3 separate regions of the Mus musculus genome follow, and all the other regions are linked to region 1. The links are chromatin loops, found by intact Hi-C in ENCODE. Cell type or tissue: left cerebral cortex. All regions are shown on one strand. Each heading gives the region's core, and the rest is flanking DNA. Links, peaks and the distances in the headings are about the cores only. Region 1 has its middle 68 kb from the start of Gm32622. Region 2 has its middle 4.1 kb from the start of Gm17751. Region 3 has its middle 130 kb from the start of Slc4a3.

What was found. Hi-C counts contacts between places; a loop is a spot of excess contacts. Peaks named below come from ENCODE experiments on the same cell type or tissue, not always from the same donor. Only the 100,000 strongest peaks of a DNase experiment are listed, where the experiment ranks them.
Region 2: it touches region 1 in a loop (4-fold over the local background); 3 of 42 quality-filtered maps call a loop at or near these places.
Region 3: a loop joins it to region 1, with 2.2 times the contacts of the local background. A loop is called at or near these places in 2 of 42 quality-filtered maps.

The regions. Positions count from the first base shown.
Region 1 is chr1:75,866,353-75,871,986 of GRCm38, forward strand. No RefSeq gene overlaps it. Among named protein-coding and RNA genes, the nearest start is that of Gm32622, 68 kb to the right of the region's middle. In left cerebral cortex, for the core only: no CTCF peak of the experiment used is centred there; DNase peaks (open chromatin) are centred at 3,228 and 3,661; H3K27ac peaks cover 624 bases.
Region 2 is chr1:76,482,243-76,487,876 of GRCm38, forward strand. No RefSeq gene overlaps it. Among named protein-coding and RNA genes, the nearest start is that of Gm17751, 4.1 kb to the right of the region's middle. In left cerebral cortex, for the core only: a CTCF peak has its summit at 2,322; DNase peaks (open chromatin) are centred at 1,614, 2,163, 4,464 and 4,783; H3K27ac peaks cover 1,651 bases.
Region 3 is chr1:75,674,517-75,680,150 of GRCm38, forward strand. No RefSeq gene overlaps it. Among named protein-coding and RNA genes, the nearest start is that of Slc4a3, 130 kb to the left of the region's middle. In left cerebral cortex, for the core only: a CTCF peak has its summit at 3,184; DNase peaks (open chromatin) are centred at 1,963 and 3,342.

The sequences.
Region 1 (5,634 bases), core at 490-5,489:
GAGCCAGGAGGCAGAATGACATAGCAGTAGGATAGCGCATGCGCCAGAGTCCAGCAGCCCACAGGTGCACACTCTGGACGGTCCTCGTTCCGTGGGTCATGAGGCAGTGCTCTTTATTTCCCAGCAATGAGCATGACAACACAGGAGAGAGGATGCCCTTCATGGCGGCTCACTGACTAAACGTCTGAGGTTTTTATTGGAGGCTGGTTGTACAACAAGTTTTTGCTTGGCATATTCAAGAAGGGGGAAAAAAGAGAGAGAGAGAGAGAGAGAGAGAGAGAGAGAGAGAGAGAGAGAAGAAATCCCAGACTGATGGAAGGAAAACTGCTGTCAGCATCAAACATACTGTTTTCATAAACAGTTTGGGCTCAGTGAGCTGCTCATCAATCAGAGGAGCAGGAATGTGTTCCAGTGCCAGGATCCCAGATGCTCGCCAGGGGCCAGATTTGTAAACGGTTCTTTTAAGGTTTAGCAGTGTGACCTGCGGTGTTCACCCTTGTCATACATGTGTGTAAGCATGATCATATGCGTGTCATTGTGTCAGTGTGAGGCGTCACCGCTATAATAACTGAATATAGTAAATAAATTATAGTAAATAGTAAATCCTATTTTTTTTATATAATGGAATGAAAAATTTCTATTCGTTGAAGATTTCTAAGCACAGCTGAGTTAAACTGGTATGATTGTATACACCTGTAATGTCTGAGCTTAACCCTGCAAAGGTTCCCTATCTACTGAAATCCGTTAGTACACCTGGGTACCTACGTGGTGACTTTTTTTTTTAAATTCATGATTAAAAGCCTCTAGGGCCCATCCCTCTGTCATTGTTCATTCCTAAATGACGTTACTTATGATTTTCTTTCTATATTTATTGATTAGCTCTTTCAGATATTTGCCTGTTTTATTGAATTTTCAAAGAACCAATCCTTGGTGCCATTTATCAAATTTGTCTTTGTATTCTAAATTTATTTTTGTATTTATTTATCTTCATTATCTTCTTTGCTTGAGTTATATTTTTGTCATTTTTTTTCCTTAATTTTTAAAGCAGGAACACAGTATTATATTAGTTCCTTTTGCAAGAATAAAAAAATATTTGTGGTTATATATTATATCAATGTGTATAGCTTTAGCTATATGCTATGTATACACACATACATGTGTATACATGTGTATTTTTATGCATGTGTACACATAGAGTTAACTGATACTGCATTTTTATATTTCTGCCTCAAGCCTGTTATAATACAATATTGACGTTTTTTTTTTATTGAAAAAGCTTGATTTTATATAATATATTCTGATGATACTTTGCTCTTCTTCCAACTCCCCTCAGATTTTTCCAAACTCCTACCATCCAACTTTGTGCTCTTTCTTTTTCGTCTCTCCTAAACAAACAAACAAAACACAAACAGAAAAACAAAAACATTAAAACAAAACAAAACCCAAGAAACTAACTTCCCTTCCTTGTCCCTCTGTCTCTGTCTCTGTCTCTGTCTCTGTCTCTGTCTCTGTCTCTGTCTCTCTCTCATACACACACACACACACACACACACACACACACTCACACACACAGGAAACCACAATACACTAGCAAAAGACTAATTTAAAAAAATCCCCAAACAAAGCTAGATGAGACAAAAAGACCACAAAAATCCCACTGAGTTAGTTTTATGTTGGCCATGCACTGCTGGGCATGGAGCCCTGCCCTTAAGTGTGGTTAAGATGCCCAGTGAGACTTCATTGGAGAAGACTAATTTTTCCTTTGTGAGTCCAAATTGCAGATAGCTTCTTGGTTAGGAGTAAGAGCCCACATCCACTTCCCCATCTCAGCACTGGAAGCCCATCTGGCTTGCACCAGTGCAGCCCTGTGTGAGCTGCTACATACAGTCTTTGTGAGTTCATATGGCCTCAGTCCTGTAGCATCTGGGGGGGGGGGGTGGGCAAAGGTCGGGCTGAAGCTGGAACCCATGACCTGTATATACTAGATAAGTAACTGGCCATTGGGCATTATCTTCATCTGATGGAGATGAAGATTCCATTCCCTGAGATGATAAGTTGGTAAGTAGCCCGGGCTAGCCTAGAACTCATGATTCAACTGCCCTCTCTCTCTCATGAGTGCTGGAATTACAGACATGAGGCAGCACTCCCAACCCTCTTCGATGGATTTTCATTAGTGTAAGCATCTGTGGATTTATCCACCTATTGTTGCATGACTTTTCCCGGTGAGGTATAAAGAAACTGCTCTTTACCCCAGGTAGACTGGACACTGAAAGGCCAAAATGAAGGATTCATCCAAGTCCCACTCGGTGAACGATGAGTTCCCTGAGCTACTTACAGGAGAGAGACTGACAAGCTGCTACACCTGGGTCAACTGCCTGCCTCTTATATAATCTTGTATGGGAGTAAGCTTGGGGTGGGGGGGTGTCTACAAGCCTTGTGAATCTCATGTGTCTCCAGAGCTTCCCTTCCAAGGGAATTTTAATTAGGTCTAATCTGTGAGATTCTGTGAGATTCTCTGGGGGCTCATCATGGCTGTTTTGCCTCAATATGGCAACCATCATGTCCATTCCAGAGGAAACAGCTGGGTCGCTGTACACAGGCATTCCTGTTGTCTGAAAGGGATCTTATTGGTCAGTCTGTCTCTCCTTTCAAGGCAATTGTCCTGTGTTCCCTACACACAGGTTGTTTCTCCCATTCTGTAAATTACTGGAAGTGGCATCCTTTAGTGGTTTAATTTTAGGGTTCGACTTTGCCCCACTATGTCAGTGAGATAAATCCATCTTTGCATATGTCACTGTTTTTTTTTTTCTATTGTTGACTACGATTCCATTTTGTGAATATACGATTCATATGTGGTTATACATTGTATAACAATATGTGGTTCCTGTGTAGTTAGTTATACATTGTTTTGTGATGCTGTGGAGAATATGAATGAATATAGCCTGGGATTTTGTTTTTATTTTGAGACATGGTTTTGCTGTTTGTGTGAGAAATAGAAAATTGTTCAGTTCACGGGGCTGGAGGTCTCAGCTGGTCATCAGTATACTCCCGAATCCTAATGCCAATGAAGGCATGGACTTGCAAAGGAGAGGAAGACCAAGCAGGCAAAGAGAGAGTTTCCCTCTTCCATGTCTTTATATAGGTTGCCAGCAGAAGGTGTGGCTCAGATTAAATGCAAACCTCAAAAGAGCTGGATTAAAAGTGGGTCTTCCCACTTCAAATGATTTAATTAAGGGGAAAAAAAAAACCCTCCCTCCCATGCATACCCAGCTGCTTGGATTTTAGTTCCAGAGACAGTCAAGTTGACAACCAAGAATAGCCATCCAGAAAAATTGGTTCCTTTTCTTGCCTGCATGTGCTTGCTAGGATTTTCAGTGTTGTAATAAAAGGAGTTAGTAAATTCACGCCTTGTTCCTAACCTTAGGGGAAGAACTTTAAACTCTGCATCATTGAGTATGACGTTAGCCCCACCCCCTCCCTTTATTGTGCTGTGGTATATTCTTCACACACCTAGTTTGTGGATAGTTGTTATGGGGAATTTTGAATTTTTCTTGTTCTGTGCTTATTGAGACCATATAATTTTTAAAAAAGATGTACTTATTTTACATATATGAGTATAATGCATGCCTGGTGCCAAGCAAGTCATCTGTGCTTCCCACATGCCTTATAATATGTTCAGGCATGCGAACTGTGAGCAGAAAGTGGCGCTCTAGCTTGGGAGGACTCCGGGAGGGCCGACAGAAAAGCCCTTGCCTGGGAGTTGTCGAATAGCAGCTGGTTGGGTCTAGAAGCCTCTTGCAGCTGTTTGTGATATGTCAAATGAAGTTTTGTTTTTATGTGTTAATGGGCTTGGAGCTATTTTACAGTGTGTTTGACATTTTACAGTATAGTAAAGTGTGTACATGCCTAATTAAAACAGATGTGCATTTGATAAAATAATTACTGGATATGTTGGAGAAAACAGCTAATTATATAAACAGCACAAACACCTAAATATGGACTGTAAATACATATTTAAGAAGCTCTGGAAAACAGGTGGACTTGGCTACATTTGTTTCTGGTTTGTTGTTTTGTTTTGTTTTGTTTTTGTCTTTTTTTGGCCAGAACAGAGTCATTCCTTAGGTTTTCTTAGCCTTGGGGTATATCGGCATTAGAGTTTTCTGGGTTTTACCCCTACCTGGTCATCCTTTTTGGGGGGGTTGGGTGGGGAAGGGGGTGAAAATGAGGGGAAATTCTCTTACGATTGAAAAGGTGTAGAATCAATACAACAGAAATGTTTTATAATATAGGCTAGGGCATTAGCTCAGTTGGTAAAATGGTTAGCATGCAAGCAGAAGGGCCTGAGTTCAAGCCCCAGCCCCAGCACTCATGTAAACAACTAACCAAACAACCAAACAACCGAGTGTGGTATGGTATGTGTCTGTAATCCCAGTAACAGGGAGGCAGAGGCAAGAAGCTTCCTGGTTTGCTGTCAAGCTGGTCTAGCCAACTTAGCAAGTTCAAGGCCAATGAGAGATTCTGAAGAATATGTGGATGGTGCTTAGGACTAACAGGACATCTAAGGTTATACTCTGGCCCACCAGCTTAAATTATACACATACCTGCACATGCTTTCACCAATGCACACATGCATACACATGCATGAACATGCACACACAGACACACAAAACTCCACAAGAAATGCCAATTAACTTATGCTAACCCATGACAGGCATGGTGGCCATCCTTACCTTTTCTCCTTCACTCTTATTCTCATTTCAAGAGGTAGCTGCTAGTGTTTTTTTTTTTCTCCAGTAGATGGATAAACAGGCTGAGAGATGTAAAAAACTTGCTGTGACTGTAGAAGATGCTTATCACTGGTTTCTGGCTTCTACACACACACACACACACACACACACACACACACACACACGCACACACACACACACTCACACACACTTACCTAACGTGTGTAAGATGGGAAATACAAGATCTACAATTCCAGCCAAGGTCTATCCATTCTCTCTACTCTAGCTTCTAGACAATTTTGAGTCTGGCCACTTTTGTGCTCTCTGTGGGTGAAGATCACTGGTGTGAAGAACATTCTCCAAGTGTCACTGCCATCACTGTGACATTACAGACATCAAAGTGTATCCTGGACCAGACTTGTTTGGCAGAGGGTCTTAGGACACTGGCGGTTGGTTGCCACGTGCACAGGGCCAGGCTCCGGGAGGCTGCCAGTCAGCTGGGTGAAAGGGTTGCACCAGGTGGGTGTGATGCCTAGGGTTGCTACGGGAAGCAGGATAAACTTGTTCTGGAAGCAAGACATGAAAAAAAAAAAATGATTGATGAGCATCTCCATGTGAGAGCCTTGTCCACATATGATGGCATCCCCGCTCTCTACTGGTGGGGACAGAGGTGTGTAGAAGACTGGTATGTGTGTACTCGTTTCTACTTTCTAATTCTAGTCTGCTGGCCGACTCGCTTAGTGACCTGAACTGTGTTCTTAAGGTTGGCCTCTTCAGCTAAGGTGCCATGAGCCTTAGTGCATGCAGATGTTGTAAAAGGGGGTTCTTTCCTCCATCCTCTACCCCAGGTATCTAATTGTTAAGGGAAAAAACCATGGTGTGTGTGTGTGTGTGTGTGTGTGTGTAT
Region 2 (5,634 bases), core at 184-5,183, 620 kb after region 1:
TGACCTTCTGTATAAAACCTAGCCAAAACAAAACAAAACAAACAAACAAACAAACAAACAAACAAAAACAAAAAAAAACAAAGGCATAAAAAAGAAATCCTATTTTATGTACATCTTTGAATTATATAGAAAGTGCATTTGAATGGTCCAATAAATCTATGCTTCTATGTAAGTTTCCATATACCTATATTGAGATAAAAACAAATGTGTATGCTGGGTCAGCCTCTTTAAAGACAATCTTGAAGTTCGTTGAAAAAGAAAACCACTTACTGGTAACATTTTCTTTTCTTGACAGTACTCGCTGAGTCAAGGAACCTAACCAACCATTTTAGCTGCTAGCTCTGAGTGGCAGGAGTCAGGCTTCTCTTAGCCCTGTTCACAGGGCTTCATTCTGTCTCTATCCTCCTGGAACAAAGGGTCAGGTCTGGAGATGTTTTGTATAAACCATCACAGGTCTCCAACCAGGAACAGAATCCACGTCATGTTCATATTCTAGACACTATGCCCTAGAGGCTAGTGTGCTCAGTTTCCAAGAAGAGTAGGCATGGCCTCTTTGTCATCAAAGCAGAGTTGTAGGAGCCACTGGGGCCACACTGGTTGGACACAAATCTGGCTGAGATTCTCAATGCTGGTTCCTCCACTTCCCACAATTTCCCTTTGGGCAGCCGTTTCTCACATTTTAAAGAGAGTATTTGGTAGTGAGGATGCCGACTACCTGAAGTTACATGAAAGTTGAATGCACTAAGGCATGTAAAATGCCTATGAGTGCCTGTCTTATGATCAGGATTCAGGACATAGTGTAGACTATTATTATTTTAATCTATTTATTCTCAAAATCATTGAAAATTGGCTTAATCTTTTTTATTCACATGTCCAGACTCTTTTACAATCTGCTCAAAGGATCCTTCAGACTATTCGCTGGTGAGTTGGGAAGATGTCCTTTTAGATTTTAAAGTAATTCTATGCTCTCTAACTTAATAAAAAATACTGATAGTGTGTAAATATAGGTTATACATTCTCCCCTACGTGTAGATTTCTGTGTCCAAAAGCTGACAGTTAGCCAGTTAAGATAATTCAAGAGACTGAGAAAAATTACTTCCTCAAGGTATTGACATACGTTGCCCATGGGGTAGTATTAATATTCTTGGAAAAATTAAAACTGATTTACCCAAAAAGCATGTTTTCATGATTCACCTATGGATATGTACATGCCTAGAGAAATATATGTTTTGTGTGTGTGTGTGTGTGTGTGTGTGTGTGTGTATACATGCTATTTCTTCTTCTTTTTTTAGTCAAATGCCACCATGCTGCATATGTTGTCTGCAAGTTGTGTTTCTATTCGGTGGTTTGTTTTTTGAGATTGATCCATGCCAGTTTGTGTAAACTTAATGCACTGCTTTTGACTGCTGAATACCACGCCAGCAAATAAATATGCTATATCTTATGTATTGGCAAGTCGTCCGGATTTCCAATTGTCTCTAAACTTAGGATGTTTCAAGAGGGGTGTCTGAGTCATGTAAGCACTTAGGCACCGCCTCAAAACTAGTTGTCTATCCATTGCTTTCAGCAAGTCCCTCATTCTCCAGTGGTGAGGTGTGTTTTCTTCCTTTGTCTCCCTGCAGACACCTGGCCAAGCGCCCTCAGCTCCCATCTCCTCCTTAGAGGATGGAATTCTCTTGAGGTCAACGCAGAGACCCCAGGCAAATGCTCAGAGGCATCAGGTGCCTTGGTCTGTCATTCATACCATGCCCAGCCACATCTGGTCCTGAGAGAAGGTGGGCTGAAGCGTTTCAGTTGCTCCTCTGGTCTCCAGCCTTACGGAGCTGCTATGAAATTAGACACCAGTGAATTGTTCAGGACATGTTTTGGACAAGTAAACTCAACCATAAAATTATAAATACTAGTCATCTGAAGCTCTGAATGGTTGAGAGCAATAGCTAATTAAGTAGATGGTGCAGTGCGTTTTACTTGCAGAATGCCTTGTTGGAGAGACAGAGGCTTCTAGGCTGGCATCAGGTCAGCACAGAATCTTCTTCTCGGGGGGAAAACAGATTTCATCTTGCAATCCACGATGCTCTGAAATTTCTAATTTGAGGCTCTGTGAAGAGATGCACAATCTGGTGCTTCATGCTCCATGGTTGGATCCACTCAGGCCCATCTGCTCACTGGGAAAGACTGGAGGATGCTTTCCTTTTGGTATTTTAATTTCAGGTGTAGGTGTTTCAAAAAAGGCAGCTACTAAAATGAGTCTTCTTGAGATATGTGATGTAAATGTTTAAGTCAAGCGACAGGATGGGTTTGGCTAGCAATTCATACCATCTAGTGCTCCCTGCAGGAAGCTCTGGTGGGCATAGGCATTTAAGACAGAGTGAACTTCAGGCCTGTCTTTCCCCAGGAGTCGAAGGTATAGAAGGCTGATGGAGCCTGTGGCCCTGGAGCGGTCAGTGAAATGAAGTTCTCCTTTGGGGTTTTCAGATCCATCTCTGACTTTTGCTTTTCAGATTTCTGTTGGTTATAGCTGTGAGAAAAGGTGCTTTTGTGCTTGGCTACTTGAAATCTCCTGGGAAGCATCCAGTTACCATCCAAGGCAAAAGTAAAGGTTGACTCTCTAGGGCTGTGGGGTTTTGTTGTGTTTTGTTTTTTTTTTTTTCTTGTAGTTTGTCAAAAGCTAAATTTTATATTTTTATCTTCGTATTTCCTGAAAAAGAATAGAACACTATTAGACTTATTTCTATCAAGGCAGCTGGTATGTGAGAGCATCAACCACCCTGCCTTCCCCAAATAATCAAGGGAACCAACCAACCAACCAACCAAACAAACAAACAAACAAACAAACAAAAAACAACTCCACCAAAACAAGCAAACAAGCAAGCAAGCAACAAACAATAAAAAACAAAAACATAATCAAAAGCAAAGCAAAACAAAACAAAAATGAAAGCTGAGCTAGATATGGTGGTGCACACCTTTAATTCCAGAACCTGGGAGGCAGAGGCAGGTGGATCTCTGTGAGTTTGAGGCCAGCCTGGTCTACAATGCTAGTTCCAGGACTACCAGGGTTGTTACACAGAGGACCTTCTGTAATAAGGTCACAACAAGAGAAACAAATGAAGAAAGAAAGAAAGAAAGAAAGAAAGAAAGAAAGAAAGAAAGAAAGAAAGAAAGAAAGAAAGAAAGAAAGAAAGAAAGGAAGAAAGAGAGAGAGAGAGAGAGAGAGAGAGAGAGAAAGCAAAAACGAGAGAAAAAGAAAAAGGAAAAGAAAAAGAAAAAAGAAAAAGAAAAGGCAAACAAGCAAGCACACTGGTTCAAATCCCAGCTCTGGTGCTTTCCTTTCCTGTGTCTGAACACGTTTCTTAAATAGTTCACCCTTGGCATTGTTTCTGCTACTGATACAGACAGCATTCTCTGCACTGATGGAGGGAATGGATGGTGGACAGTTGACACAGCCTGCTCTGAGCCATCTCTCCTTTGAGGTCAGCTCTGTTGAAGATTGTCATAACTATGCTGACACAGTTTAAAGCCTAGCACTGTAACACCTCCATCTAGAAGAGAATGATGCCTTGCTTACTGCATGGCAAAGGCTGATAGTTTTGTGAACTTACTTTGAGTATTTTTACCTCAAGATCGTGCCTCAGTTGCATCTCTCTGCTAGTTTCCTCTCTTCTAGAACACCAGGGTATTTGTATACTTGTCATCTTAACCAGACACTGGAATGGGGAAAGGGTTGTTTTATTTTGAAAAAAGGCCTCACTATGTTGCCCAGGCTGACCTTGAATTTGTGGACCTATAATCCTTTGTGCCTCAACCTCCCAAGTCCTGAAATTACAGATCTCTGTCACCAGGTATCACTAAGAGAAGATTAAATAAGTTAAAATAGACATCATTTGATGTTTAGAAGGGTATTTGAGTCTTTTTTTTTTATTTTGGCAGAGTTTGGAAGTGAAAACTATAAAACTGGGCTCTACAATACATTCATAAAATAAAAATGATGGATTTGGGGACAATCTATGCCCAGCTAGCTCTCAAAATGGCTAGATGCCTGGTAGGAATGCCAATGATACTGGAACAGTTACAACATAGCTAATTTTTTATAATGAAAAGAGAGGTCTGAGATCATTTTCTTTTGGATGTAAGATGTTTCTGTGTAGTATGACTTATTTAAATTTTCTTTTTGGTATATTTTGCTTATTGGTGTGTGTGTGTGTGTGTGTGTGTGTGTGGTATGTGGTGTGACCCTGCTACTCCTATGCTGTTACAAACTAGGCATTCCATAAATGGCTCAACAAGTCCACTTACACTTCTCCTCAGTGACTATATCTAGGCTTACAACTTCTATCTCTGCCATCTATGTGGCTCTGCAGTTCATTTACATAGACCACATTGTCCAGAAAAAGGCTGAACTCAGTCTTGCATTTCCAAGTGTCTGTTAGCAAGCCACTTTCTTTGTGTCACTGTCCCTGAGAGGTTAAAGTCATTGAGGTCCATGCTGAGATGCTGCAGTGACAGAGAAGATGCCAGTCCACAGGCTAACTCAGTAGATTTGGGTCCTCACTTAACTCTTTCAGGCCTCTGTTTTGGTTTTGGGTTGTTTTGGTTTGCTTTTGCTTTGTTGTAGCTTATAGCATACTGTGATATATGTTGATAAATCTCAAGAGCAGCTTAGAAGCTTGAGCACATCAATTAAAGGAGGAACTGTTCGTCTCTCCCTCTGTTTCCTTCCAGAAATCCCTGGCTCTTCTCTTTTGCAGCACCTCTATCTTCCATTACCTGCTTATCCCTGGCACCTCTGCAAGTCAGCCTGGGGTTCCTAGTGCCCATGGGATGCCCAGAGGCCCATACGCTCTCAGTGGAGCACAGGCTTGGCCCTCCCCCTGGCAGCAGTAATAAGGAATTATCATCCTTCCTGAATGTTCTCTATGAAGGAGAAATTGCCACTTGAAGCTTTCTATGGAATTTCAGCTGGCTAATCAAATCACTTCAACCGGTTTACTTTGAAAGGACTTAATTTTTATTTTTACTAATAAATTAGTGAATTTATTTCTTCCAGATAGCCCACTCATATTTTAATCTGAGCTTTCAGAACGTAGTATGTTTGTTGAATCAAAGCAAGGGTTGCTGTGGAGGTGATCTGACAGGTTTCGGGTATTATTAGAGTATTAGAGCAAGAGGAGACTCTCCACGCTACTCAGGTGATGCTTTGCACAGCAGGCACTCACCTGCCCTTAACTCTCATTGACTGAGTCCCTGACTCAGGGTATTGCTCTGGCTGGGAGGCCTCAGTACAGTGCTGTATCTATCCCATAATAAGCTATGTCACTATCGTCATGGAACATAAAGCCCCTGTGCCTCACGCAGACTCATCATCTGTCCTTCACAGTTCTTAGAGCAGTGATTCTTCTTCACCTGTGGGTTGTGAACGCCTTTGGTTGCAGTTCAGCTCTTCTGGATATGAGAAATTTACATTATGACTCAGAACAGTAACAAAATTACAGTTACACTTGGGAGTGAGAATTCTCATTGCAGTCTCAGGCAGAGTTTACTTATGATATAAAAGACCATTTTCACTTTTCATGTTTTTTTTTTTTAAATTCATTTTACATCCCCATCACTGCGTCCCTCTGAGCACCCACCCACACA
Region 3 (5,634 bases), core at 362-5,361, 190 kb before region 1:
AGTGTTCATAGGACAGTGTGCAGCCTTGTATCTTCAATCTTGGGGGTAATGCACAGGGTCTTGGGACCTCCAAGAGTAATGGTAGGATGTGGCAAGACACGTGCTGAGCCTTGCTGTTGTACACCGGAAGAGGCTTCAGCTGTGAATGCTAGGTCTGTGGAGGACCCAGGAGTCACAGCTGCCTGCCACTTCTGAAGGCCTTCTGCTGTGGCAGGCAGAATTTTGGTCCCCATGACCTCCGGCCCTTGTTTCATGCATTTGAGTATTGTGTTATGAGATAAAACAGAATTTGCAGATAGGAGTTAGGTGGAGCTTATATGGAGATAACCATATTACCTGGTGTGGACTCCGTGGAATCACACAAGCCCTCGACAGTGGCAAACTGTGCTGGATGGTTTTATATGAATTTGACACAAATTAGGCTCATCTGAGAGGAGGAAACTCCAATCGAGAAAATGCCTCTGTAGGACTGGGTAGCAGGCAGGCCTATAAGGCACTTGCTTAGTGATTAATGGGAGAGGACCCAGCCTGTGGCAGGTGATACCATTCCTGGGCTTGTGAGCTTAGATTCTGAGAGAGCAGGCTGAGCAAGCCAGTAAGCATCCTCCTCCACCGCCTCTGCCTCAGCTCCTGCCTCCAGGTTCCTGTCCTGTTCTGAGTTCCTCTACTTACTAGCTTCGTCCATAACAGGATTGTGGCGTATTGCTGGGACAGACCTGGGCATGCCGTTCTGGGGAGTACAGTGGAAGGACTTGGAGCTTTGGTCAGAATCACTTGAGTGGTCAGTGATTGGTGAGATGCTCTGGAGGAGTTTGGAAACTCAGAAAATTGTGAGTGAATACCAGATTTTGGACATTGAGTTATTTACAGTTTTGGAGTTTGGTTTTGCTTGGATTTGATTGTAATTGAGCCTTGGTTTTTTTTTCCCTTTAAAGTAAGAAAGCATTTAATTTATTTATTTTATAGGAGCTCATAGTTGGAGAGACTTTGAAATTTTTTTTTACTTTGAATTTTTAAAAAAGATGTATTTTTTATTTTATGCATATGAGTGTTCTATTTATTTTATGCATATGAGTGCTTTATCTGCACGTACACTTGCATGCCTGAAGAGGGCGTCAGATCTCATTACAGATGGTGTGAGCTACCATGTGGTTGCTGGGAATTGCGCTCAGGACTTCTCGAAAAGCAGCCAGTGCTCTCAACTGCTGAGCCATCTCTCCAGCTCTGAGACTTTGAATTTTAAAAGACTTTGGCTTTTAAAAGAGTTTGTCTATTTTAAAGAGACTAAACATTTCGTGTTTGGATTTTTAAGGTTTTTCTTTGTTTGCATTTTTAATGTGAGATCTCGGGGATGAACTTTCGAGAAAGGAAAGGTTGTGGCTTAACAGTGATGTACTCATGTGTCAAGTTGACAAGGGGTCAGTTGTGCTCGATAGTTTTATGTCAACCGGACACAAACTGGGCTCATCTGAGAGGTGGGAACCTCAGGTAAGAAAATGCTCTATATAATTTCCTGTTGTGGGCAAGCCTGTAAGGCATTTTCTTAATTAGTGTTTGATGCGGGGAGGGCCCAACCCATTGTGGAATGAATGTGGATGGCTTGTAGAAGCTGACAAGGACTAGCCAGTAGCTGACAGGAAAACCATCCTCGGGTGTACAACTTCACAGAACTGACTCCAGTGTTTGGGAAGTGGACCTAAAGCTAGGATGAGAGGCCAGGTCACCCAGTACCTTGTTTCTGGCCTTATAAGACCCTAAGCAGGGAACCTTCTGAGCCCATTGGGCTTCTGACTTACAGATCTGTGAGATAATAGGTGAGGGGTGTTTGAAGCCAGTAAGTTGAGAGTAAGTTGCTATGGCAACCATGGAGCATGAACACATGCTCCTGCTTGTGAGTAACCTGCCATTCTCATGTCTTTGCAAGAACCAAGGCTTATTGCAAGGGGCTCTGGGACATGCAGTGCGTGGGTTCTAGCTCCTCTAAAACAGCACAGAGTGCTGGAAGGGAAGGCTAACGGCTCCTGCTGAGCACCTGGCGCCGTGCCTACTAGCATTTGGTGGGGTGGGCATTAGAATAACTCTGCTAGGGTGCTGACTGTGGTATAGCAGAATTGGAGCTTTAAAACAGGGACTTGGGGATCTCCCATGAGTGTGAAATGAATTGTTGTTTGTGGGGAATTGTATTATTGTGTATATGTTAATGCTGGAAGTTAATACAGCAGCAGATATTACTTAACCAGCTGGTTCCCCACATAAGCTCACAGACACCTTTTTAATATTTCAGAGCTTAGGCCTTAGCTGGCTAGACTCCTTAACTAGCTCATCTAAGTTAACCAGACCACCTAGTCCTATCCAGCCATGTGGCTAGCTATACCTTCCAGGTCCGTAGTCACATCCATCTCCCTTCATGTCTCCTGGTGAAAAAGGCCTTCCCCTTTCTTCCCAGAGCTCCTTTCTCCCTCCCAGGAAGTCCTGCCTTCCTCTCTCTGCTGCCCAATCATAGGTTTTTAGCCTTTTATTGACCAATTAACTTGGGGACCCAGGTGTGCACAGCAAAAGCCAGTGTATGTGAGAATTTGCTCATCTTGGGGCAACCAGATCTTGAGGTACAGAATTTAGTATTTGAACACAGCAGTACCAGACCAACCCCAACACATTAGTAATGGTGGTACACTCATGCTAACCTGTGAGACTGACTAGGAGCTCAGTGGGGTGTCCTGGAAAGAGTGTTCTAGACTGGAGGTCAGTTTTCAGCTCTGTCAGATTTTAACCAGTGGTCCCGCGTCACCCATGCTGCAGGTTCTCTTAAAGGGTTACTGTTGGAGACCCCCTTCCTCTCTCTCTCTCTCTCTCTCTCTCTCTCTCTCTCTCTGTGTGTGTGTGTGTGTGTGTACATTTGTTTTTGTGTAGGCATGAACGTGTGTGCACATGAATGTGTTAGCCAGGAAACAACTTTGGGTGTCACTCCTAAGGGACTGCCCAACTTTTTAAAACCAGAGTTTCTCTTTGGACTGGAACTGATCAAGTAGGCTAGGCTGGCTGAGCAGTTAACTCCATGTTGGTTTTTGCCTCCCAGTGCTGGTGTGAGCCCACAGCACCACATTCAGCACTATAAGCCATAGGTTCTGGGCTGGAGAGATGGCTCAACGGTTAAGAGCACTAACTGCTCTTCCAGAGGTCCTGAGTTTAATTCCTAGCAACCACATGGTGGCTCACAACCGTCTGTAATGGGGTCCGATGCACTCTTCTGGTGTGTGTCTGAAGACAGCTACAGTGTACTCGTATAAATAAAAATAAATACATCTTAAAAAACACCCACAGGTTCTGGAGCTCTGACTCAGATCCTTGCTGCTGACTGAAGTATTTCCCCAGCCCAAGAATAATTTTACACATCTGAATGGTTGTGGATGCCATCTATGTGACTGTAACCATTTCAGTCACTGGTGGGATGGATAGCTCCCAGACATGAAACCGTTGCTAAGGGATATTTCAGACTCTTATTTCACCAGCTTGGGAGATAGGGTCTCAAATGGGTCTGCGGGCTTCTAATACATGTTGGCATAAGGTTACTTTTCTTGGATATAATATTCTATGCCAACCCTGTTCCGGGATCTCCCATGAGTGCAAAATGAATTATTATTATTATTATTATTATTATTATTATTATTATTATTATTGTTGTTGTTGTTATTAATGCTGGAAATTAATTCAGCAGCAGGTATTCCTTAACCAGCTGGTTCCCCAAATAATCACAGAGACCTTTTAATATTTCAAAGCTGTGGGAGCAAATTAGAGGAACAAAGCAGATACTTCTGGCTTCAAGGAGCTTCTAATCCCGCGGAGGAAGGAGGCTGACAGCCACGGCTAGGATGGGAGTGAATGGAACCATCTCTTGAATTCTCTCACAGGCTTGTGTCAGCTCCCTGATACTGCTGTCTGGGGGTTATGTGAAGGAGGTCTTCCCTTTGATCTCTGTAGATCACAGAGAGGCATAGACCTTTGAGCAGCAGTGTTTCAGAGCCGGGCTTTATGGCTTTTGTATTTTTCTTTTGGCTGTTCCAGGGGAAGTGCTCACTGAAGCTGTGAGCATCTTTTGTGACAGTTTCCCATAGGGTGTAAATGTACCTTGCCACCCACCTTGAGAAGGTTGTTATTTATTTATCTATTTGGCACTTGAAAGTAAAACAAAGTACTAGTGCCATTAATGGAAAGCTAGACTTTTCTCTTTTGCTGGTACCCGTGACAGGTTCATTGATGCTGTCCCAGGCTGCTCGCCCCTTTTCAAACTGCAACTTTTAAGCTCATTACTCTTTGGTGGATTAATTCCTGATGCTCCCCTTTGACACTCTCTTTACTTGCACTGACAGAGCGCAATGCTGCCAGGTCCCCTCTCCCCCACTATGTCGGAGCTGATGCCTTGATCCTTTCCCCCCTTCACGAACGGACAGGTACATCTGGGCAAACCTTCAGTATGCACCTGGTGGTTCAGGCCTCACGGACCCAGCTTTAAGCCTCTTTGATGTCCTAACTGCCTCGTGTTCTCAACGCTCAGTGTTTCTTTTCTTTTCTCAAGAGACTGCTTTTGGAAACTTTTTACAAGGGCATGGAACAAATTTTGCTTCATCTGTCATAGGGTGGAGGGTCATCTAGGACAGTGTGGAAGGCCCAAGCCAAGGGGGAGCTGCCAGAGAGTGAGTTCTGATTCCAACACTGCTTATTTTATTTTTGTGTGTGGTATGTGTGTGTGTAGTGTATGTGCATGTCTGGGCTGACAAGAATAGGAAGACATTAGAGCCTGGTCTATCACTTTTCTATTCTCTGGAGGCAGAGTATCTCATAGAGCCTGGAGATTGCCATGTTTGGCTAGGCTGGCTGACTAGCAAGGCCAGAGATCTTCCTGATTCTGCCCTCCTCCCCCACCCCAAGACTCTGCACTGGGTATGCAGGTATGCCTGTGGCCACACCTGACTTTCTGTATGGATGCTGAGGTTCTGATCTCAGGTCCCTCTCCTTGTGTTGCAAGCACCCCTACTCACTGAGCCCTCCAGTGCTTAGCTCAACATTTCTTTGAGCAAGTCTCTTTATTCCTCTGAGACTTGGTTTTCTCATCTGTGAAGTGGGAAGAAATGCAACTTGGCGGGATTGTTAAGATCAAGGTAAATAACACACACTAAGTGATCAGCCTGGTGCATGGTTTATAATTAAGTGCTTGTTACAAACTAGCTGCTGTCATCGTCTTCATCAGTGTGATCCTTATTGCTGTGCCCATTCCTGCCATTGCTGCCATCACCATTATTAGCATCAGCACCATGATCACTCTCTTAAGTGTTTCCTGTGACAGGGTCTCACTATATTGTTCAGGATAGCCTTTGAACTTCTGAAATCAAGCAGTCCTCCTGCCTCAGCTTCTGAAATAGCTAGGACTACATACATGTCCATGCTATTGTGCTGAGGCACCAATGCCACCAGTAGGTCATTGTCCTTATCTCTGTCTGTACCATTGTCGCCATCTGTATCCTTTTGCCCTCCTGGAGCATCTCCATCAGCCATCTTACTGGAGTCTCTGTTTCCTAAGAAAGGGTCTGGAGTGTAGAACATGGACTTGACTTGTTTTAGAGAACACATGTTTTGGGT